Regions from separate parts of the Homo sapiens genome. Here all the other regions are linked to region 1. Evidence: chromatin contacts called from ENCODE Hi-C data. All regions are on one chromosome and are shown on one strand. The core of a region is the stretch at or near the end of the contact, and the rest is flanking DNA. Distances in the headings are between cores, read along the strand shown. Region 1 holds the start of HADH (hydroxyacyl-CoA dehydrogenase). Region 2 holds the start of LARP7 (La ribonucleoprotein 7, transcriptional regulator). Region 3 holds the start of TIFA (TRAF interacting protein with forkhead associated domain). Region 4 holds the start of AP1AR (adaptor related protein complex 1 associated regulatory protein). Region 5 holds the start of FAM241A (family with sequence similarity 241 member A).

Evidence for each region. A loop is a pair of places that touch in the nucleus more often than their neighbours do. Pooled maps may share reads with other maps.
Region 2: a loop to region 1 is called in a map of CD4-positive, alpha-beta T cell, with 8 times the contacts of the local background. The contact joins the promoter of LARP7 here to the promoter of HADH in region 1. A Hi-C loop is called at or near these places in 2 of 168 maps with a recorded cell type or tissue (CD4-positive, alpha-beta T cell and naive thymus-derived CD4-positive, alpha-beta T cell) and 6 of 50 pooled maps.
Region 3: a pooled map shows a loop between it and region 1 (7-fold over the local background). The contact joins the promoter of TIFA here to the promoter of HADH in region 1. A Hi-C loop is called at or near these places in 5 of 50 pooled maps.
Region 4: a loop to region 1 is called in a map of ascending aorta, with 11 times the contacts of the local background. The contact joins the promoter of AP1AR here to the promoter of HADH in region 1. A Hi-C loop is called at or near these places in 2 of 168 maps with a recorded cell type or tissue (ascending aorta and endothelial cell of umbilical vein) and 15 of 50 pooled maps.
Region 5: a pooled map shows a loop between it and region 1 (11-fold over the local background). The contact joins the promoter of FAM241A here to the promoter of HADH in region 1. A Hi-C loop is called at or near these places in 6 of 50 pooled maps.

What each region holds. Positions count from the first base shown.
Region 1 is chr4:107,987,158-107,991,958 of GRCh38, forward strand. It overlaps HADH (hydroxyacyl-CoA dehydrogenase), which reads left to right and starts at 2,732. Exons shown (of 8, transcript NM_005327.7): 1 at 2,732-2,907. The coding sequence starts at 2,776. RefSeq lists a silencer at 2,499-2,728.
Region 2 is chr4:112,634,434-112,639,234 of GRCh38, forward strand. LARP7 (La ribonucleoprotein 7, transcriptional regulator) reads left to right here and starts at 2,710. Exons shown (of 13, transcript NM_016648.4): 1 at 2,710-2,806. It overlaps ZGRF1 (zinc finger GRF-type containing 1), which reads right to left and starts at 2,476. Exons shown (of 28, transcript NM_018392.5): 1 at 2,418-2,476. RefSeq lists enhancers at 2,273-2,492, 3,063-3,112, 3,153-3,262.
Region 3 is chr4:112,284,077-112,288,877 of GRCh38, forward strand. TIFA (TRAF interacting protein with forkhead associated domain) reads right to left here and starts at 1,828. Exons shown (of 2, transcript NM_052864.3): 1 at 1,564-1,828. RefSeq lists enhancers at 601-780, 811-930, 3,440-3,559 and a silencer at 1,571-1,880.
Region 4 is chr4:112,229,723-112,234,523 of GRCh38, forward strand. It overlaps AP1AR (adaptor related protein complex 1 associated regulatory protein), which reads left to right and starts at 2,065. Exons shown (of 10, transcript NM_018569.6): 1 at 2,065-2,452. The coding sequence starts at 2,370. AP1AR-DT (AP1AR divergent transcript) reads right to left here and starts at 2,428. Exons shown (of 1, transcript NR_186684.1): 1 at 1-2,428. RefSeq lists enhancers at 1,838-2,785, 2,810-2,859 and silencers at 1,890-2,169, 2,330-2,599.
Region 5 is chr4:112,142,792-112,147,592 of GRCh38, forward strand. FAM241A (family with sequence similarity 241 member A) reads left to right here and starts at 2,663. Exons shown (of 2, transcript NM_152400.3): 1 at 2,663-2,942. The coding sequence starts at 2,790. RefSeq lists a silencer at 2,444-3,093 and an enhancer at 3,434-3,573.

The DNA.
Region 1 (4,801 bases), core at 1,482-3,981:
CAATGGAGGTGCTGGAACTCACTCTTGGCATTAGCAGGGTGCCTGTTGTATGGAATTTGAAACTAATCTATAAATTGGGGAAAATCTTGAATTTGTAGCCAGTCAGACCTCCTAGGGGTTCACATGGTAGAAGCTACTCAAATATTCTCAGTGGATCAAAACATTTGTGTTCAACAAACACACTTCATGGAACATTACACAACTTTGGATCTCCTCTTTGCTCATGCTGGGGGCTCTTGCATGGTGCTGAATAAAACTGAATGTTGCACTTATTTTTCCTCTAATTTTACTACTATAGAAAACTTAATTTAAAAGGTGGCAGATACTGCTGTTTCTCTAAACACTGCCACTGAATATATTAAGGAAACTTCTCAGGGGAAAGGAACACATGATACATTTATGGGAGCAGCTAATGGTTGGTTTGTAGGCATCCTGAGTAGTGAAAGGCAAGCTAGGCTATTCCAAACTTTTCTAATCTTTATGCTTCTTTAGTGGCTCTCCAGGTTATTATAACTTGTGTTACCAGGCTAATTACAAAAATGGATACCTCTTTAAATCAGGCCATAAGGCTGAATCAGGTCATTCAGTGAACTATGGTCCTTGTAAAAAGTAAAGTAGAGGTTCCTTTTCAAAGACTTTCCTCCTCATCTGATTAGGAATAAATAGTAACCTCTCTTAGAAGCAAAATTTATTCAAAGACCTGTTAACATTCTTAAATATCTGCTAGCTGTAATAAAGAAATCAATGTACTTTATGTTCTTAGCTCCCACAATTTAGCCTAAATATTTGCCCTGGCATGCTTATACTGGTCCAAGTGGGCATTAGGTCATAGCCTGTTCCTCTTCCTTATTTAGAGGTGTTTTTCCCTTCTCAGCATTCCACAAGTTACTTCCTCCTTCCTTTGTTCTCCTCTGCCTTTGCCTCTTTTAAGAATTTCTAAGTTGCTAGCCAATCAAGACAAATACAGAATGTGAAGTCCCGTTCTAGCCAATGGAAACCAGTCACAACAGTAAGGTGGACGGGTCAGGTTATAAATGACCCTGCCTCCTTTGTTCGGTGTACTCTTGTGGCAAAACTGCTGGCGAGTGTACTCTTTCCGCAGAAAGTAAAAATGGCCTTGCTAAAGAAATTAATTTTATGTTCAAGTGCTATTTCTTTACGGCACCAAGAAATAAGCATTTCTAGCAGTCCTTAACCGCCATAATGCCCTAAATTAGACCATGACCAATTGGACTCAAATACTTTGAACTATCTTTATTGCCTGAACTTTGAATTGTTTAATTTTGATCAGTTCAGTTTGTGGAGACTCCTGTTAAGGTGTGTACCTCAGTTTATTGCTATACTCCTTCTCGTGGCCATAATAGTCTCCCTGATGTGTTGTTGTCCCCTCGAGAGTCTTCAATGTCTCTATGCAGCCATCCTTTGTACACCAAATGGTGTTATTACAGTTAGAATAACAACATGAAGAAAGTATAATCACTCAACTAATTTGACATTGTGACTTCCATACTGAGACAAAACAAGGTTCTGGTCAATCTCGTAAAACTGAGAGGCTGACCCAAAGGAGGAAACTGTTATTAAATTAAATCTGGCCTAAAGTTGCCTCCCTACCTAGCAAAGCATAATCAAACCTAATATGTAAATAAACTGCAATGTAATTTGAGAGTACGTTCTTCTAACAAGTGGCCAAGTCTTGGCCAATCACCGCAGCGGAGCTTTTAGCCCATTACAGGCTGCAAAAAATATTGTCTATAAACGCGGCTTGCCCACTGTTAGGGGCTGGAGCTCTCTGAACCTTTACTGGCTCAGGATACTACATGATTCATGCTTTCTTTGCTCAGATAAACTCTGCTAAACTTGTTTGAAGTTTTTTTGTTAACAATATTTAAACATAAAGCAAATAAATTAATAAGAATCCTATATCACTAAGTTACAGTAATTAGAAAGTATTCACCTGAGTGAGAAGATTGGCCAAGCTGCTATCCAGTCTTCCATTATTTGACAAGACATTTCTTTCCTATGCTTTCTAATAGTATTCGTTATTCCAGAAAGGTTGCTCTATGACCTTAAACCGTCCACATGTTCACTGCACTGATAGACGTCCAACGTCAAGATGGGTAACTAAAGGTCAACTCTCTCTTTACCTTCCCTGAGCCTGATTTTTGCATTGTAACTCATGGTCACTAGACATTTGTTTTGGGTGTTCGCAGTCTACATTTATTTCCCTTTTAGGGGAAACAATCACTGTCCACGGGATTAAAATAATCCCGAGTTGATTATTTGGTGACATCAACCAACGGTGCACATTTTGGGTCCATTACCAACACAGCCAAGCAGCACATATTTCTTCAGAGCCTAGATATGCACATGTCATCAAAGGATAGCATTTTACAGAGTCAACACCACTCACTTCATAGAACAAGGGGCCAGTGGCTTTTCAGAAGAAGGGTCTGTTCTCGGCCCCACACCAGAACGCCAGCCGCCAGGTCCCGCTGCTCAGCAGGTCTCAAGCCCGCGCTCACTCGGGCTCCGGCTGCTGACAGCTGCGAGCCCGCGCGTGTATACCCGCTCAACGCTGGGACGTTACAGCCAGGGCCAATGGGCAGAGCGGGACTCGAGGCCCCGCCCCCGCCTTGTGGCGTCACGGGGACGCCGGGGGCGCGCGGGCTGCAGGGCCGCGTAGGTCCCCGCCCCCAGAGTCTGGCTTTCCGCGGCTGCCCGCCTCGCGCGTCTTCCCTGCCCGGGTCTCCTCGCTGTCGCCGCCGCTGCCACACCATGGCCTTCGTCACCAGGCAGTTCATGCGTTCCGTGTCCTCCTCGTCCACCGCCTCGGCCTCGGCCAAGAAGATAATCGTCAAGCACGTGACGGTCATCGGCGGCGGGCTGATGGGCGCCGGCATTGCCCAGGTGAGCGGCCCTCCCTGCAGCGTGCCCACGCGCTTGGCCGCCCACCCTGAGGTGGAAGCTCTGGCGCGACCGGCCGCGAGGGGCCTGCACCCGCCCGACACCAGGGAGTTTTCACCCCGCGCCTCCCGGGTGTAGTTGAAATATCTCGCGTCTGGGCCTGTGAGGGCCCAAGTCTCACTCCCCTCAAAATTCAGGGTTCTGGGCCGATCCTCAGCTTCCTCGTTTGGAAAATTCTGGCTGCCCCCAGGGCCCGCTGAAGGTTCCATGGAGAGTGGCGGTGAATGCATTTTGGAAGCGGGCCGTGCAAGAGAAGAAAGAATTGTATGTGCACAAGGTTCAGGCATAACGCGTTTGTTCCTGCTCGGCTCAAACGGGAGTTTGCTGCCAAAGACATGAACTGCGATCAGTTTTAATTCTATCAGTTATTTTTGATTTTTATTCTGTAATTGTGCAGTCTTTGTCAAAGTAGTTTTCTCTCCTAAACGGCCTCCCGGCTCTCCCCGGTCTTTCCTTCGCTTGCTAGGTTGTAAAGAATAGTAGTAGTCATGACTTTTGTAGCACTTTGTAAAGTCACCTAATGGAAGATTGCTGAGGTCCTGGTTTTGACCTTTGAAATAGTGCCGTCTGTGCAGAGTTCTGAGCTTGCGATTTTGGCGCTGCAGCGGAATAAGTCTCTCTCTTTTTTTTTTTTTTTTTTTTTTTGAGTCGGAGTCTCTTTGACCCAGGCTGGAGTGGAGTGCAATGGCGCGATCTCGGTTCACTGCAACCTCCGCCTCCCGGGTTCAAGCGATTCTCCTGCCTCAGCCTCCCGAGTAGCTGGGATTACAGGCGCCCCGCCCGGCTAATTTTATATTTTTAGTAGAGACAGGGTTTCACCTTGTGGGTCAGGCTGATCTCGAACTCCTGACCAAAGGTGATCCGCCCGCCTGGCCTCCCGAAGTGCTGGGATTACAGGCGTTAGCCACTGCACCCAGCCGGAACAAGTCTTTTATCCATTGTACATCTTCAGGGCTTTTCCATTGTTCTGCTGAGCTGTGGTTCAGGCTCAGTTGTGCGAGTGATTGATTACCTGGCTACTGTAATGCTTGTACTTTTTTTTTTTAAAAATTATTCCATTTCAGCTCACATTGGAGAACCATGGTTTTCGTATCCTAGCTGATTATATTCTTAGCATTTCAGTCCTTTGCAACTTGGTTTGTTGGGGAAGGCGGTTATAGTCATCTAATTTTTCTTGGGGACAGTACTACTGTGGCTACAGTCATGAGAGAGTTTACTTTTTCAATGTCTTGTTTCCAACCAAGTCCACGCTTTCATGCTTGCTTTTTAAAAACAAAAACAAAAAAACCTTTTACTATTAGGTATTATATATCTCAATTTTCTTCTCCTTGGCAAGTTTTTTACAACGTTTTTATTTGATTGCATTTTCTTCTAAAAGCTATATCCCTGTAATGTTTTATTTATATGACTTCTTACAGTCTCCCATTTCCTCTGAGACCATAATTTTGGACATACATTGCCCTTTTTATTGTGTGGATCCCCTGGCTGCTAGGTTATAGTATCCCCATAATCTATGTTGTATGTGGACTGGGAGGAGTAACTCCCTTTAACCTAAAAGTTCCACAGGTTATACTCAAGAGAAAGTTTAGTTTGAGTACGTTTGTATTCCCAGGCTCCACCCAAATCTCCCAAGGCTGTGAGAGTGAGATTTGTTGTGAGCAGGAATAGAACAATGTGTTTTTTAGAAACATTTTAACAACATCTTAGTAACAAAATATTAGGGCCTTAAGCAGCCTCCAGGAACATTATGGGAAATGGATCCAGAAACTTGTGGCTGGTGTCCTTGAAGACAGCAGTGGAAAAAGATTAGAAACTAAGTAGAAAGCGTCACTTCAAC
Region 2 (4,801 bases), core at 1,460-3,959, 4.6 Mb after region 1:
GAGGTCAGGAGTTCGAGACCAGCCTGGCCAACATGGTGAAACCCCTGTCTCTACTAAAAATACAAAAATTAGCCAGGTGTGGTGGTGCGTGCCTATAATCCCAGCTACTTGGGAGGCTGAGGCAGGAGAATCACTTGAACCCAGGAGGCAGAGGCTGCAGTGAGCCGAGATCACGCCACTGCACTCCAGCCTGGGCGACAAGAGCAAAACTGTCTCAAAAAAAAAAAATAAAAGGGCGAGGCGGGGGCGGTGAAGTGCAAGAAAGTGACTGGCATCTTCCCTTGACTAATCAAGGTGATCTGGAGAAAGAATAGGTAAGGGGTATGCAAATGAGATATGCATACTTGCTTCGTGACACAGGTCACAGGACAGAAACCAAACCTACAGAAGGACTGCCTTTCAGAAATATAACTCCTGGCCGGGTGTGGTGACTCACGCCTGTAATCCCAGCACTCTGGGAGGCCATGGCGGGTGGATCATGAGGTCAGGCGCTCGAGACCAGCCTGACCAACATGGTGAAACCCCGTCTCTACTAAAAATACAAAAATTAGCTGGGCATGGTGGCACAGGCCTGTAGTCCCAGCTACTCAGGAGGCTGAGGCAGGAGAATTGCTTGAACCCGGGAGGCGGAGGTTGCAGTGAGCAGAGATCACGCCACTGCACTCCAGCCTGGGCGACAGAGCGAGACTCCATCTCAAAAAAAAAAAAAAAAAAGAAATACAACTTCCACATCCTATCTCCCTCCCCTCCGGCGTACATAAATTGCTGATGCCTAAGAATGCCAAGAAGATAAAAGAGAGATCGAGAAAAACACTCCTGGGCTAGATATGCTGTATACATAGATGAGAATACATGGTACAGACACAGTGCTGGGCATGTGGCAATTATTAATATCAGATCTGTTTAATAGCTACCATTTATTCAGTGCTACCATATGCTAGAAACTGTTAAATGCTTTATTTGGAGGTTTTGTTTCTGTTGGCTTTTTAACTTTTCTTTTTCTTTTACAGAGACAGGGTCTCACTCTGTCACCTAGGCTGGAGTGCAGTGTTGCAATCATAGCTCGCTGTGGCCTCAAACTCCTGGGCTCAAGCAATCCTTCCAGCCTCCCAAAGTGCTATATTATAAACATTATATACATTATATTGTTAATTATATACATTATAATTATTATGTAATTATATAATATATAACTATATTACTGTATTATGTAATATACAATTATATGATTATCGTGTGTAATTATATATATTTATTGATTACATACTATGTATCAGGCAGGAATTGGACGAGATACTTTACATACAGTATTTATCAGTCTCATAATCCTGAAGAATAAGCATTATTACAATTTACAGATTAGGAACCCAGTATTTACTAGTTTAGGATAACTTATATGCTATTTCACAATTGCAAGATAAATTCTCCATTATTTTCCTAAATTGAGATATTACTTCTGGAATGTACAGTTTAAAAAGAACTAAGAAGACTGAAACTCTTAAAGGATGGTTAAATTCGATTATAGGAGAAAACCTAAAAAAAAAAAGCTAACTGGATCTTTTAAAATTTAGAAGAGCTCTAATACTTATTCATTGAAAGTCAACACCCTTTCTTATCTTAGTATTAATCAGAAAAAATTATTTTAGACAACAGCATCATATATATTTAAGTGAGATGCAAAGAGTTTTTTCCAAGTGTTCATCTGTCCACGTCTACCAGACAATTCACCTGTTGACCGACTTCTAATAGGTGAAAGATTAATCTCCAAATAAGTTTTTAAAGACCCCAGATGCTCTGTGATAATTATATACATACATACATACACACAGATATACGTACATACACACATATACATACATATACATTGTGCTACTATATGTACGGACGCAATATATATACATAAAACTCGGTGTTCTCAGTAAAGTATGAGCCATTATTCATTTAAATACTAGATATTTTTCCTTTTTTTTTAAACAAGGAGTATTTTTTGAACCTAAACCTGAACCTCTAAATAGTTCGGATAACAAAGTTTTGGAATCATGAACTCAACATTGTTAACAAACCATCCAGTCCAAATAAACAAAGGAAACCCACATCTCATTTGCCAAGATTCTAAGAACCATAATCCTGTCACCAAATGACAATGGAGACTTGATCCTTTCTCAGTCCTAAATACAAACAGCAAAGCCCTCTTTGGTCCTCATACCTACTCGAAATTGCAAAGCAAGGCCTGGGAAAAACGGTGAAGAGGCACCACTTACTACAAGCAGTCCGAGTAGCTGTGACTGCGACCACCCCAATCCTGGTTCCAAACAGCATCCTTCCCGGTTCTCTTCTTAAGGAGCAGAGTCTTTCGTCCCTTCGCCCCAAATCGCTCAAGTCATTCCTAGGAAATCCCGAGAAACACTTCACCTCACCTGTCAAATTGCACAAAATCCACTTTCGAATTTCTCCCGCGAAACAACGTGACGTCATTAACGCGGGACCTCACCAGATGAGGACCCAAAACTTGGCCCGCCCACCTCCGCCTAAGCCAAAAACCGCCGCTTTCAAATCGCCAATCAAATTCTTCCTTGGCTTCGAGTCTCTCAGCCGGCCGCGCTCTCCGATGCCCAGCCCTCCTGGAACCACCTCGCCTGTGACGTAGGTGGAGCGCGCACTGCCTCCGGGCCCGTCTTTCTCAATTGGGACCGGAAAACGTTGTCGCTCATCCTATGACGCGAAAGTAACCGAGACTATCAGGATCCGGAGACGGAAATGTCCGAAGGCCGCAGTACTTGACCCTGTATTTTGGGAGTCGAACGGAGTAAGTTACAAGCGGCCTATAGGGTCGCACAGCTTGGGCGAAGTCTAATTAACTCTCCGTCCTTTTTCTTGCGGTCCACTCTATCATCTATCGTCCTTCTTACCCCGCCCCCCCGTCCTGCACACCCATCAGTTCCTTGGCCTAGTTATCTATGCGCACGCGCAAAAGTCTTCGGCAGCACTTGTAGTTCCCGTTTTCAGACAGTAAGGGCGCATAGGGGCCCGGCGTGGGGAGGTTTGGGGCGCGCCCGGCCTATGACGGCGTCCTTGCGGAAGTACGGGTGCCGAGAGAAGCAGTAGTCAATAAAGAGAGTGCCGTATTTCGCAGATTGGAGCTGAGCTGTGGCTGCCAGAAGATAGCGAACGTGAGGATTTATATTCTAAAATTATCATCTTCTTTTGCAGGACTCTGCCATCGTCCTCAAAGAGTAAAAAATCCAGTTACGGAAGGGAACTAACACTTGCTAGATATGGTGTGCAGAGTGCGTTTGCAAAGAAACTTAAGAGAAAACAAATGATAGGACACAGGGTGGTGGAAGATCTCAAAGAGTAAGATGCCATTTAACCTGGGCCTTGAAAATTTAATAAGGAAATTTAGACGAGAAGATTCAGACAAAGCAGAACACACAGGCCACTACGTGTTGAGGGACTTGAGTTGTAAGCAGTGACCAGAACAATGATTCTTAACCTGTTGTGGCACACTTCTTTTGAAAACTTAATTATATGGATTAGCTTCTCAGGAAAACGTGCATGTACCTATTAAAACATTTTGCGAGGCTGGGCACGGTGGCTCACGCCTGTAATCCCAGCACTTTGGGAGGCCGACGCGGGAGGATCACTTGAGGTCAGGAGTTCGAGACCAGCCTGGCCAATATGGCAAAATCTCGTCTCTACTAAAAACACAAAAATTAGCGGGGAGTGGTGGTGCACACCTGTAGTCCCAGCTACTCAAGAGGCTTGGTTGGGAGAATCGCTTGAACTCGGGAAGCAGAGATTACAGTGAGCCGGGATCGCGCCACTGCACTGCAGCCTGGGCCACTGAGAGAGGCTGCGTCTCCAAACAAACATTTTTCATATAATTTCCTCAGGAGAAATTACGAAATACTTTTAAATAGCAAACACACACAAATGACTTGGTGTCTTGTCTGACTCACTCTTCCAAGTTATCTATGTCTTTCGTGGTCTTTGAACTATTTTTCAACCCTGTAACTCGCTACAGCAACATGGAAATTAGGTTTGTCCAGTAAAGATGCAATTAATTATTGTCCTGAGCAGTATTTATTAATATTCATTTCAACGTTCCTGATTGCCTGTGTACCTGCTTTTTAAATTCTCCTTTGAACTGGTTTTTAGCACTTAACTGGTTCCCTTATTTACAGTCAAGCACCACATACCGACAGACCGCATGTATGACAGTGGTCCCATAAGATTATAGGTGAGTAATAGGCAATAGTACCTAGGTTTGTGTGAATACATCATAGAATAACTACATACTCAATGATGTACTTACTCACCTGACTGTGCATTTCTCAGAATGTGTCCTTGTCGTTAAGCAACCCATGACTGTGCTTAAATCTTTACCGTGTATTCATTTTATATTTGTACAAGAGTCTTGATTTTACCTTATCTTTAAAATGTATCATTTACAATTTAATGGAGCCCACTAGAATTCTTGTCCAGCCAAAGTTGCATGGACTTCAGATTAAGAATTCCTGAGTCAGAACATAGAGTCCGTGGTGATAAATTGCGGGAAATTCTACCAAAAGGTAGACAATGTGGGATCAAACATACCTGGGACAACTTACTTAGCTAGCTTTGGCCAAGTCACTTAAACCTTTTTGAGTTTTTGTGTTAAGATGGAAGAAACTGCTACCTAGTGGGATTGTGAGGATTTACAAAAGTGTATATAAAGTTACTGGTATTGTTACCCAATAACTTTTATTCTTCATTTAAAGCCAGTTAAATGTTACTTTTTTTTTTTTTTTTTTTGAGACGG
Region 3 (4,801 bases), core at 578-3,077, 4.3 Mb after region 1:
CAGAAGGCATAGATGCTGCATCTTGAGTGTCCAGCTCTTCTGTGCTGGACATCAGGATGTATACACTTAACCTGGGAGGCTTAGAGTTGGGAAGAGAAGAGTTAGATCGAGGGCAAGGCTTCTGACTCCTCTCTGGGGAAAGAAGAATGGATACGTGTAGAGGTGCTATGTGCAAAAACAGCACCTCCACCTCTGCTACCCTCCCTGCAACACAACACACACACACACACACACACACGTACACACACACTCACTAAGGTCCTGCAAAGCCCGTGAAGAGACATACCACCTCTCCTTGCCAAAGGGTGTTCGGCCTTAAAATGCCATAAACAAAAACATATACAGAAATATTTTCGCTACAAGGACCCAGATGTCTAAGCAGTTTAACAGAAAGCTTGGCACCCCTGGGTGGTCATGCATGCCAACCAGATTTCTCATGCTTTAAGAAGTCTATTTTTTAAAACAGGATTGACCAAACTAATGGGGTCTGCTCTGGATGGTGAAAATGTTTACTTTCATTTCCCCCCAACCCCCTCGCCTCCCCAGTTCCCCCTGAATATATTCTCAAGAAAGAGTATGTCTTTGGGTGGTTGCAAGTAGGAAGTTTCAAGGCTTTTCTCCCTAACGAATACCGAACACTGAGCACACAGGAGGGGAACAGAAACTTGGAAGCAGAGCAAAGGACCAAGTTATCCTCCTGTCTAACCCTGCTCAACAGGATCACCCTGAAGTGTGGCTCTGAAGATATTTGTGAACTCTGGCACAGCTGTTTGGCAGAATTAATACTAAAACCACAGGTCTTGCAAAAACAAAGAATCAAAAAAAAAAAAAAAAAGTGAAAACCAAACAGCAGGAGGAAACCCTTAGGAAAGCTCGGTGTCTTTCAGACATGAGATTTTCTTTCTCCCACTCTACTTGACTGGCCTGACCTGGGGTCCAGTCCCACTTCCTGGTGGCTGCGGAAATCCGCAGTGAGGCTCAGTGTGGATTTTGGCTTCAGAGGATTTGGGAAATTCCACCTTTCAATCTGAAATCTGGGGAAAGTCCCAGAAAACAACGGATTACTATATTTCTCTCATGAACCAGACTGAAGCAAGGAGTCAGGTCTAGGACCAAGGACCTCGGCACTCCAGGGAGCCCAGGGCCCCTCAGAAAGGTCTCGCTTGGCCACCGAGAGCGTGGGGCCGTAGCAGTTGGCAAGCGGGGGAGGGGGGTCACGCACAACTGCTCTGGAGCCACACTGCATAAATGGCATTCGTTTTTGTTTTCTGATTAGAAAAACGTTGAAAAGAATACCAAAGTACAGAGAAAACACACCCCCATCTCCAATGTTTCCTCATTTATGTAAATATTCTCATATTTTATAAAACAGGGAGGTGCTGTCTATAATTTTTGCAGGCTTTCCTTAGCATATGGTGAGCGTGTGCCAGGTGAGCAGGAGCAGCGGGGGATGACTTCCGATCCGACACCCCCAAAATCTCCTGGACAAAGCTGCTGTCTTTGCGGGATAAACAGAAAAGGGCCAGTCCCCACCTCACCCCCAGCCCGCCGCCCCGCAAGTACCTGGGGCTGGGGAGTCAGTGAACTCTCTTCAGCTGTTCGGCTCTCCCGGCTCAGAGCGAGGGGAATCGAGGAGACTGGGCGCAGGATGGGGGTGGACACCCGGCCGCTGCTCCTCCGCGCGGGTAAGTGTGAGCCCCGGGGTGCGGGGAACCGAGCCAGGGACCAGTGACCGCGAGCCGCCGATCCTCCCGCGCTCCCGCGCGCGCGGCCTGCCTTCCCACTGGCTGGCAGAGCACGTCCTCTCGCGCCCGGGGCCTTTGTAAAGAGCGCAGCGGTGGCGCGGAGGTTTTCAGGCTCCGCCCGCTCCACTCGCGCTCCCGCCCCTTCCTTCCTCTCGAGGTGACCCGGCAGCTGGCGCCTTTCTCACCAGGTACCCAGCCCCCTGGCCGCCTCTCTCAGTTCTCTGGCAGGGTTTGGTGCGCGGTACACCGACCCGGACCGCGCCTTCCCAAACGAGTGGCCTCTCCTCCAGCCCGATTGGCGAGCTAGAGAAAAGAAGGGAACTGGATCACTTCAGCATTAAGGAGGACTTTTCCCCAAAATGAGTGTTGCCCCAGGGCGTGGGCAGGCGGGGAGCTGAACTAATCTTTCGGTGACTCCAAGGATACCAAGCAAGCCAGTGCGTGGCATGCACGAGCTCCTCTAATCATCGCAGTCCCCCTTACACATGAGTAAACCGAGGCTCAGAGAATGGTGGAGTGTGGCGAGCAGAAGTGGAATTTTTTTTTTCTTTTTTTCTTTTTTTGAGACGAGTCTCACCGTGTCGCCCATGCTGGAGTGCAGTGGCGCCATCTCGGCTCACTGCAACCTCTGCCTCCCGCAGAGGCGGGATTTGAACTTGCTCCAGGTTGCCCTCGCCTTACACCCAGCAGAGCAGTCCAGTCGCTTTCTCTCCTGCCGCTTGCATCGTAATGGACATCCAGAGTCCACAAGTAAAAGCTGGTACATGATGAAATGGGAAACACCTCTCAGGAGTCCTTTATAGCTTAGAAGAAGGTAATGCTACCTTTCTGCCTCAGTGAAAAGATTTGGAATCACCTAAGTGTGAAGAACCTAAGGAGAGTAGGTGTCAAGAGAGGATAGACCCGGGTGCCGTGGCTCAAACCTGTAATCCCAGCACTTTGGGAGGCCGAGGTGGGCGGATCACGAGGCCAGGAGTTTGAGACCAGCCTGGCCAACATGACGAAATTCCATCTCTACTAAAAATACAAAAGTTAGTTGGGCTTGGTGGTGGGTGCCTGTAATCCCAACTACTCGGGAGGCTGAGGCAGGAGAATCACTTGAATCCGGGAGGCAGAGGTTGCAGTGAGGCCGGGATGGCGCCATTGCACGCCAGTCTGGGCAACAGAGTGAGACTCTGTTTAAAGAAAAAGAGAGAGAGAGGATAGACACTGTAGAGACCAGCAATCCCTGTTGGGAACCAGTGTCATGGAAGACTTTTTCCACAGACTGGGGTTGGGGCCACGGGAGATGGTTTCAGGATGATTCAAGCCCATTTCATTTATTGTGCACTTTATTTCTATTATTATTGCATTGTAATATATAATGAGATAATTATACAACTCACCATAATGTCGAATCAGTGGAAGTCCTGAGCTTGTTTTCATGCAACTAGACGGACACATTTGGGGGTGATGGGAGACAGTGACAGATCATCAGGCATTAGATTCTCATAAGAAGCGGGCAACCTAGATCCCTCCCATGTGCAGGGTTCCTGCTCCTATAAGAATCTAATGCCCCAGTGATCTGACAGGAAACAGAGCTCAGGCAGTAACACAGGTGACGGTTAGCAGCTGTAAATACAGATGAAGCTTCGCTTGCTGGCCCTGAGCACACCTCCTGCTTTGCCGCTGGGTTCCTAACAGTCCATGGACCACTGCCAGTCCATGGCCCAGAGGTTGGGGACCCTTGCCATAGAAGGAGAAAGAAGACTGAGGATAGATAGAGGAAGGAGGACAAAACTTGGCTTGGCTGAGATCACAGCGGCCTACTTCTTCGCATGGGAAACCAAATTCTGATGATGGAAATGAGTGGAAGCCCCTTGTCTGTCTTCTGTCCTTGAGTTCAGGAGAGTTGCTTGTTTGTGGATCAGTTTCACTGGCAATAAAATGACACTGATGTCCACCTGATAAAGAGGTGCTATGGGTGCGGTTAAGTTTTGAACTGTGTCAGAGCTAGGTATAATCAAGTACAGTGACTGTGGGGAAAGAAGGGTACATTTACAAGTGAGGCAGATTCCCGTAAGGGCTGCAATTTTGTTAATCATCAACATTTATTATTTCTTCTCTAGAAGTGACAGTCAGGGTACCTTCTCTCAGCTGATGAACATGAGAGCAGGTGGAAGATAAGACGTGCTATCTGATTATGTCAGTGAACTCATACAGTAGAACAGTATTATCAGAATTGGAGTTTCCAATCTCTAATTTGAAAACTGACAAAAGGCCCAGAAAATTTCTAAAAGCTTGAATAAGGCCAGAGCCCCCAAAAAAGTGACTATTTATTTCTGTACTTTCAATTTATTAAGTTTTCTGAAAATCACCAGGGGACATTTGCAAAAGAAGCAATTTTAAGTCACTCATATCTAAATTAGGCAAAGTAATTTGTAATATGGGCTTTATTATTGTTTCAGTTTGTATAAAACCATTAAAAATGATTATTTTTAATGAAGAGATTATTTTAGTTATTATTTAAAACATGAACATCATTCTTTGATAACGAAAATGTCTTTACTGTTAAAGAAACACAATAGGAATTTTAATTATGCAATGAAAGGTACTAGACATTTCAGGAAGGGGTTTATACAAATATCCTCATCTCAGGCTATTATTTCTCTTAAAACAAGCAAATTACTAAAGTCTGAAAGTACTTTGGCCAAAGTTACATCAGACTGAGGAAATGTAAGGCTTCCACTGTGTGCCACCGTTACAAATATGCTAATGAGAACATAGCAGCTGGAAATCACCTTTGAGGCCCTCTTATTGCGGTTTTTCTTTTTGAAAAGAAAAACCAAAAAACAAAAATATTTTTGTTTCAATGTGATCGTGTCATTTTGATAAATTCATTATCTGATCCTGACATAGCCTTAAAGTGTGAAACTTTCTCTTGCACATAGAACTGCTCATGGGCTGCCAACATCTTTTAAATTAGACAGATGCAGTTAAACTCTCCTGTGAATTCAACAGGATTTTAAACTTGGTTAACCTCACTTGCTACAACCAAATGCCCTGAGTGGTGTTGG
Region 4 (4,801 bases), core at 815-3,314, 4.2 Mb after region 1:
AAATATATTTATTATGTCTATATAACAAGAATACACCAGCAAATTTAATCATCCTTCAATTTTTGAGCATTTAGTTTGTTTCTGGCTCTTGGTATTTCCAAATAATTTCTCAGAATGAGTTTCATTATCTGCAGCAGTTTAGAATAGTACCATTTCATTGTATCCTTGCAAATACTGAATATTTCTAACTGTAAAGCTTTGTTAACTTGACAAGTGAATCAATACAAATGACTAAAACATGCATTTTAATTTGCATTATTTTGCTTAGTGAAGTTTTTAAATGTCTTATTCATTTGTATTGCTTCTGAGGATCATTCATATCCTTAACTGAGAGAACAGATTTACTATAAAAAAATTATTTTTAAGTGAGATTCAGTTTTAATAACGGTTTATAGAATGTCTATAGGAAGTGCTGTCAAGTCTATAGCTGCATTTTTTTAATCAAACTTTTTATATTGAGACAATTGTGTCACATGCAGTTTTAAGAAATAATATACAGATGACCGTGTATATCTTTAATCTAGTTTCCCCCAGTGGTGACATGTTACAAAACTATTGCAATATCACAACCAGAATACTGACATTAATATAGACAAGATGCAGGATTTCCATTCCCTGACCCATGGCAATCAATTATTCTGTTGTCCACTTACATAAATTTATCAATTCTGAGATGTTACATAATGGAATTACACAGTATATAAGCATTTGAGATTGGCTTTTTCTTTAACCATAATTTCCTACAGATTCATTTCAGGGTGTGTTCATCAATACTGTGTTCCTATTTGTTACTAAATATTCCATAGGATAGATGTACCAGTTTCTGTAAACATTTATAGTTGAATTTTAATGATTATTTCATTAATACATTTGTCTAATTTCAGGGGTTGGAAGGAGAAAAGAAAATGCTTTCACTAGGAAGTCATTCGGTCATCCCAACATTCACTGAAAGCAAACCATTGGGACAAATGTTATCCTATGCTTCTGATTACAAAACAACTAAAACCCAAATAAAATAAACATTAGTAAGTAGCAGTGCTAAGATTGAAACCAGATACGTATTTAAAGAAGCAAGAAAATGAGTTCAGAGAACATTTTATCATCAATAAAAACTTTCTAAAATGTAACAATTTTTCTAGGTTTAATTAAACAGGCTAAAAACTTGATGTGTCCAGTCCATGAGAGCATCCTCCTATCCACTGGACGAGGTGTCTACTAAACCACATCTTATATCTATTGTGAGGCCAACTGTCTTGAGGCCAAACAAGACGCGAATTATATGGTAGCACTTGAGAGGGCTGCGGACACATTAGAGCAGCTTTCTCTTCCCATCTACAGCAGTTCTGGGCAGCATGCTTGGAATGGCAACGCTGACGTCCCCGAAAAACCCCAGCCCTCTTGCCAATTTCCTCTGAACCCCAACTACCCAACCCAAAATTATGTGAAGATCTGATTTTCAAACAAAACGAGGACAATAATGCACCATTATTACGTTTCCCTAAAACATTAACAGTATGGAAATTAAGACACAAACCAGAGACCGGAAAAAAATCTTGGTGCGTTCAAAGTAACCTCAATCAGTTCCCGAGTCTATTTTCCGCTTATGGTGCAGTATTAACAAAAACTAAGCACACCGTGCAGAGAAACGCCCCTTCGCACTTATGACTTCCGGCCTGGGACTCTGGCTCCTCACACGCCTTTGATACAAAGTTCGAAGGCTGAGCCTTAGCCATGCCACGCCCAGCGTGCTCCGGACGAGGATGCCCGAAACTGCAATGAGAGAGGGAAATTTCCTAGTCAGGTCAAGGTCCAACAAAACAAACGTCCGCACGCAGGAATTGAACCGTCTCGCAGGCAGAGGCGGCTGAACCAGGAGCGAGCGGAAGTGACGCACAGGCCGGTCGCCAGAGAAGGCGGGGCACCGAGGTAGCGCGCCCAATTGGGGCGCGGGAGAGGCCGGGGGTGTGGCAGCGTTGGCGGCGAGCAGGGGCCTGGGCGCGCTGGGGGCGGGGCCAGGGTGCTCGGCTCGCGGGGACTGGCCTCCTTCGGCAGCTGGAGGCGGTCACTCACGCTGGGCTAGGAGCTGAGGCGAGAAGGGCCATGCGGACGGCGAGGGAGTCCAGAGCCTTGAGCCCGGTGCTCCTCCCTCGCGCAGCGGTGGCTCTGCGGCCGCTGGAGTAAACACTGCCTTTGTTCCCTAGCGCCTCGTCTTTCGTCGCCCCGTGCCCTCACGCCGCCGGGCTCTGGCCGGCCCGCCCTCGGTCCTTGAACCCCATTTCGGCTCGTGCCGTGCGGATGCAGCTGCCGGGCCTGGGTTTGGGCATTGAGCGGGAGGAGGAGGAGGAGCGGCGGCGCCTGGGCGGCATGCGATGGGGAACTGCTGCTGGACGCAGTGCTTCGGACTGCTTCGCAAGGAAGCGGGGCGGCTGCAGCGAGTAGGCGGCGGCGGAGGGTAAGCCCGCTGGGGGAGGGGCCCGGCCCCCGTGGCTCCTCCTCTTCGGCCCCCGGCGGGGAATCCCTTTCACCGTCCCCCGGCGGCTGGAGGTGGCGGTCGAGAGCCCTGCTACACTCACTGCTTAGCAGACGTCAGACTGGTGGTCGTCTTGGAGGCCCAGTCTGGGGTCCGGTCTTGGGGCCTCCTCGGAAAGAGGTAGAAGAGGGGGCGGGGTGTCCCTCCTGCCAGGGCGCCCTGTCACGCGGGGAAGGAGTCACGGGAGACATCATCTCCAGGAAACAAGGGGTAGCTTCGCGCTAATGGGCTGTAGGACCGGCTCCACGGCAACCTGGACACACCCTGCGCTGAGCTTAGGTTTAACGCCAAAGCTAGTATCCCTGTATCTGACCCTCTCTTTAGCCCTGGCAGAGCAGGTGGGATCTGGCTCCGGAGTTAATGCCTCAGATTGATTTTAAGTAGAAGTCATTTGGATGCTGGAGTAAAATAAGGTTCCAGATACTGATGAACTCTGGTAGCTACAAAGACTTGCTGAATTGCAGAGTTCCCAATGGGCATTCAGATTCTTGGTGCTCATAACTACAGGGACAATGTGTAATTTTTTCGTATTAAGTTTTTGAAATTTCGAGAGGAATTCCTTGCCCTGATTGCTACTCAAACGTCCTGTAACATTAGGTAAATTGCAGTCCTTCTGAACTTCACTTCTCTTGAGTAAACCTGGGATATTGCTTAGGTTTTGTATATGCACCATCCACAGAATAGTAATTTCATAATTCCGTTTTTGTGTTTTTTTATTTCATATATATTGAAAAAATTAGAGCAAATTCCTTTGGGGTTGGCTTTGTTGTTATTAAATGTCCCTCCGGAATTCAAACCTAGAATTGAAAATCTGAACCAAGCCAGTTTGTGTAAGGACTAAGACTGTTTTGCACTTTCTGAAACAGATTGCTAATTTTTCATAATCTGTTCCATTTAACTAACATTATTGGGTAATAAGATGTTCAACATAAATAAATTGCAGTAAATGATCATAATTTGAATCTTTGGTAATGGAGATCTTATAAAATATAGGATTCTCATTCATTAATTAGGCATTGTGTCACCTCTCTGATACAAAATAGCTAAGGTTTTACACTAAGTATCCCTAGAATGGAAGGGCAAGGATTTGCAGTTTGTGCCTAGTGTAATATTTCGATTTCCCTAATTTATGAGTTATTACTCTTGAGTGGGACATGACAGTTGTTTTATCTTGTCATCCAGGATCATCTGGTTTAAGTATTTATAATTTTTGTGTGTGAATGAAACTTACAAGGTCAAGCTGCTTAAGTAGGCTTGCCCAATAACTAGATGCCACACAATCTTTGGCTTTTACTATTATTTGTAGTTGTGTTACAGGGCGTTAAATTCTAACTCCAAGAAAGTTGGTTGGTGAGGGAGCAGTACTTACATTCTAAATGGATAAGCAAAAAACTTTATATTTGACTTTGGACTACATGATGTGTCTGTGGACTTTAGTTTTGTTTTTTTCATGGGGTCTCCGTAGAGTACGGCATTAAAATTGTAGGTTCTACTCCCTCAGCTCGTGAGCTTGGCAGCACAGGGAGGTGGCAGGAGGAAATCCATGAATCAGCGTGAGTGTTAATTGTCTGTAGATATGCCATAAAAACATAAGCAGGTGGAGTATTTCTTTCTTTTTTTTTGAGACGGAGTCTCGCTCTGTCGCCCAGGCTGGAGTGCAGTGGCGCGCGATCTCGGCTCACTGCAACCTTCGCCTCCCGGGTTCACGCCATTCTCCTGCCTCAGCCTCCTGAGTAGCTGGGACTGCAGGCGCCCGCCACCATGCCCGGCTAATTTTTTTGTATTTTTAGTAGAGACCGGGTTTCACCCTGTTAGCCAGAATGGTCTTGATCTCCTGACCTCATGATTCGCCAGCCTTGGCCTCCCAAAGTGCTGGGATTACAGGCATGAGCCACCGCGCCCGGCCAGCAGGTTGAGTATTTCTTATCTGAAATACTTGCTTTGGAGTTCAGATTTTTATTCAGATTTTGGAATATATGCATTATATACTGGTGTAGTATCTGAAAATCTGAAATCCAGAATTCTCCAATGAACATTTTCTTTGAGTAACATGTTGGCACTCAAAAAGTTTCAGATTTTGGAACATTTCAGATTTTGGGTTTTGGGGTTAGGTATACTCAACTTGTGGTTGGATTTTTACTGTTTGTGGGCAAAGCTCTTTGAACAAGTCCTGTGGAGGCAGTGAGAGTTTATAGGTTGTGGACACTGTCATCTAAAATTATATAATGGTGATATTGATCCTATTACTTTAAGTCTATAAACAGGATTTGA
Region 5 (4,801 bases), core at 1,413-3,912, 4.2 Mb after region 1:
GAGAATAGGGACCTAGACCTGGGCCAAACGCCTAGTAGTGTTCAATAAGAGAATAGGGACCTAGACCTGGGCCTAAAGCCTAGTAGCGTTCAATAAATACCTACTAAAAAACTGAATTAATACACTTCTCAAAGACTCAAGAAGCCGGAATCTACAAAAGACCAGACAGTATACTCTAAAGGAATTTTGTAAGACTTGTCCCCTAAGCTGAACAAAGCTAACCTCTGTATTGTACCTGCCCAGCTATATAAATACTCTGTGCCTTCTGAGTCCTCTTATATATAAGGAATTTCTGCTCACTGTAGCCTGATTGAAGAGTGCATAGTTGTTTGGCTTATCAAGTTGCCAATCAAACGCTATGAGGGAGAACTTCAAAATGTGCCTTAGTTCATGGGGTTGGCAGTAAAGAGCTGATGTTCTCTGGGTTGCTGTATATAATTCCAAAGTTTTATCCAAAAAAGTTGATTTTTATTTTTTTATTTTTTTGAGACGGAGTCTTGCTCTGTCACCAGGCTGGAGTGTAGTGGCGTGATCTTGGCTCACTGCAACCTCTGCCTCCCGGGTTCAACTGATTCTCCTGCCTCAGCCTCCCTAGTAGCTGGGACTACAGGCATGTGCCACCACACCCAGCTAGTTTTTGTATTTGTAGTAGAGATGGGGTTTCACCATGTTGGCCAGGATGGTCTCCATCTCTTGACCTTGTGATTCGCCTGCCTCGGCCTCCCAAAGTGCTGGGATTACAGGCGTGAGCCACCACGCCCAGCCAAAAAAAAAAAAAGTTGGTTTTTATAAGAAACACTACTAATAGCCAAACCAAAATTCCAAGAATGAAAATGTTGCCTTCAGGGGAAAAAAAATGAGGCCCATCAGAAAGGCTACTGGGTTCCCATGGTGATATTTGTTTCTGATTGTATGTATATAATATTAAATACTCTTTTCTGGAGTTTTAAAGACTTTTAAGAAAGGGAATGAACCAGATTCATTTTCTTTCTAATTTTTGATATCCAACGGCATATTTTCTGGCCCCTAGAGAGATTGTTTGTGGAGGAGAGACAATCAGAGAGGGCATGTGTGAGAAACCATGTGTGAGAGATGGTGTGTGCGCGAGGTTGTATATGTGTGAGAGAGACTGTATGTATGTGAAATCATGTGTGTATGAGAGAGATTGTGTGTATGAGAGATTGTGGGTGTGTGAGAAAGACTGAGAATCTCCTGACTACAAAAAACAGGAAACTTCTTTAAAATAAGCCTATGAGATTCTGCCTATTTTAATTCCTTCTCTGGGCCTGAAAACATTTTAATAGAAGATCCCAAATAACTCTTACTCTTCTCCATGTGTACACATGTTTACTTTCCATATTTACTTTTCTGTATTTTACCTGTACAATAACCCATCGTTTTCCCAATGTACAGATAAGGCATACACAGAAAAAAAAGTGATATTTTATTTAAACACCCTTCCATTTTCCTTGAATAAAATGGATGGAGTAGTACAAAAAATAATTATCAATTGGATATATTCCCCTCACCACCCACTGAGAAAGACATATTCTTACCCAGTTACAGAAAGATACATCATTTGATACACCATCAAACGACCCAAGGCTCCAACAAACAACACACACTAGGAAGCACTCAACAGAAAGGGACAAATACACAGACCTTCAGTGAGACACTAGGAAAGGAGGCTAAAGGAACAAGAGGGACAGTGAAATGTGTCTTCCTTGAAAAGGACGGGCAGATACTCAGGCAAGAACAGGGGTACTCTGCTGGAGAGTGTAACTGGGTGCATGTGTGTGTTTCTCTCTCACATACAAACCCACACACACTAATCTCTTATACAAATGCGCTCTCTCTTAAATATATGCACTGGCTCTCTCACACAAGTAATTTCTCTTTCACACTTGATCTCTCTCAGTTTCTGTTGTTCCCTCATACAATCTCTCTCTCACAGTCTCTTGCATACACATACAATCTCAATCTCTCTCTCTCTCTCTCTCTCTCTCTCTTTCCCCCCCCCCTCCTCTCTCTCTCTCTCTCTCTCTCTGAAACGGGGTCTGGTTCTGTCGCCCACGCTGGAGTGCAGTGGTGTGATCTCTGCTCACTGCAGCCTCGACTTCCCGCGCTGAGACGATCCTCCCACCTCAGCCTCCTGAGTAGCTGGGACCACACTGCCGCCACCACGCCCGCCTAATTCTATTTTTAGTAGAGATGGGGTTGCCCAGGCTGGTCTCCAACTCCTGGGCTCAAGCTATCTGCCCGCCTCGGCCTCCCAAAGTGCATACAATCTCTTATACGCAGTTTCTTTTATATAGAATCTCTCTCACACACACACACAAATCACGCTCAGCGTCTCTCTCACACTCTCTAACGGTCTCTTACGCACACACAATATCCCTCATACATACACACAGCCTCTCTCATGTACAATCTCCCTCATGCAGTGTATGTCCATAGTTTTTCACACAACACCCTTCTTCTCTCAGTCTGTCGGCCTCTCTCTCAATCTCACACACACACCCCCGCCCCCCAACACACCGTTGGCCCCGCCCCCTGTCTTGGCCCCTCCCCTGTACGGCTCCGCCCCGACGGCCGGGGGTTGGGCGAGCCAGTGACAGGAGGGGCCGGGCTGGTACTTCAGGCGCCCAGGCCGGCGGGGCGCGCTCCGGCGGCTCCTGTCAGCGGCGGGTGCGGCGGATCCCAGGGCAGCCTTCGGGCGGCGGCGCTGCCTGGTGCGTCGCGGCGTGGTCCTCCGGCGGCTGTCCGGGGCGGTAGGAGTTGGCTGCGGGATGTGCTCAGCCGGGGAGCTGCTGCGGGGCGGCGACGGCGGGGAACGCGACGAGGACGGGGACGCGCTGGCGGAGCGGGAGGCGGCAGGGACCGGGTGGGATCCCGGGGCGAGCCCGCGGCGGCGCGGACAGCGGCCGAAGGAGAGCGAGCAGGTGAGCGCGGGGAGGGGCGGCGGCGAAGCGGCCGGGTCGGGGGCCGCGAGCCCCGCCCGGCGTTGGAGGGAAGGGGCCCGGCCCGCGGGCCGCGCCGCAGCTCTGCCCCGCGTGGGCACTGGCTCCCCGGCGCTCTGGGAAGTCGTCGCCGGGAGCGGTTAGACGGCGCTCCCAGGAGGAGCGGCGGGGTCGCGCGAGTGCAGACGCCAGCGCCGGCCCCGGGGTCGCGTGTCTGGCGGGGTCAGCGTGGTTCGTCCCCTGGCGTCCGGCAGAGGATTCTCAGGCTGGCGCCCAGGGCTCGGAGGAAATGCCCTCCATAGCGGTGATTTATTTAAAAGCCTCACTTGTAAACACTTCTTTTTCAACTTCGAGTCCGTGCCCTGCGCCAGGTTTAGGAGACGCCGGCTCCCCTCCCGCCCTCCATCTTGCGTTTCCGAGCCCACACCTAGCGTGTCTGGAAGGTGTGGGTGGATTCCGTCCACGGGCAGCGCTGAAAGCATGAGTAGGAGCGGGTGTTACAATGAATGTCTTGACAGGGACTCTCCCAGAGCACGTTCTTCATAAATACAGATGAGATCAAAGCTTCAGTTAAAAAGTGGAGAGGCAAGAATATTGCTTTCGGTTATAAGAGGCCAGCCATAGTAAGGGAAAAGAGAAGTTGCGTAATTTTTTAAACTCTCTGAGTTTATCTCATTTAAATAAAGTGTGATAATGGGCATTATAACATCAAATATCTTAAAGATTAGGCAAAAGGTTTAATTTTAAAAATTGAATTGTATGTTGGATGAATTTTCTACAGCAAATACAGTATTTAGACTTTCCAAATACCTGAGGTAAGCCGCTCTTTAGACTCACATTAAGGAGCAGGAATTCAAATGATTATTGGCCTTTATTACAGCCTGTACTGTTAGGACAATTAATACCTGTCTCTCCTCATCTTTCTTCATCTGTCCTTTCTGTCACGTTTCACAAATTCCAGTATCATCACTAAATGCATTAATAGATGTATACCTTACATTGTTTCAATAGGTTACTTAGGAAACAGAGTAATACTGTGTGGCACACAAAATATGCCTTAGCGTTAGGTTTGATCACCACGTGGAGTGTAATTTTTCATCTGTGACAATATAAGAGAAAGTGACTCAAGCAAATAATTTGGTAGCTTGTTCTTCGGATTCCCTTCCTAGTGGTTTTTCCCGTTAACTATTCATTTGCTCAAGGGCTTGATTTCCTCTAACTTAAATTGCTTAACTGGAAAAGTGAAGAAGACAGCACAAGAATTCCTTTGGGGGTGGGGAGGGGTTGCATTTGAGCAGGGGTTTCCAAAGTAAATTTTCAAATAGTTGTAAGGGAGCATATAAAAATACTTCATTTAAGCTTCTGTGTACTTCATTAGTATGATTATGTAGACATCACTAATAGTTGTGGTCTTTCCAAAATTGCTTATGGTACAAAGTAAAAGGATAAAACAAAAAATGAAAAGTACATCTTAGAAAACATATCACTTTGCATACCTGCCTCCTTCATTGAATGTCATGAAAGTTCATTCTCCTGTACTCCTTTGAAGTGTTATTTTTATCATTCTGTTTTTGCCTCAAGATTTATTAATGTATTCTAAGCCCCCATACACAATAATTGAAAATCACACCGGAGATAGGCATTTCCTACTACATTAGCACCAAAGAAGAATTAGTCAAGAAGACAAAAATAAGCAAAAAATTGGTGCAACCCAACCCATTGTTGTAAAAAGCAAGCTTTTCTGATAAAACGTTTCTTGGTAATGTTATCACAAAGCCTTGTTTTCTAGTTTTTTTCAAGTTCTGTAAATGAAATTATGCATTGCCATGTAATGATGGTAG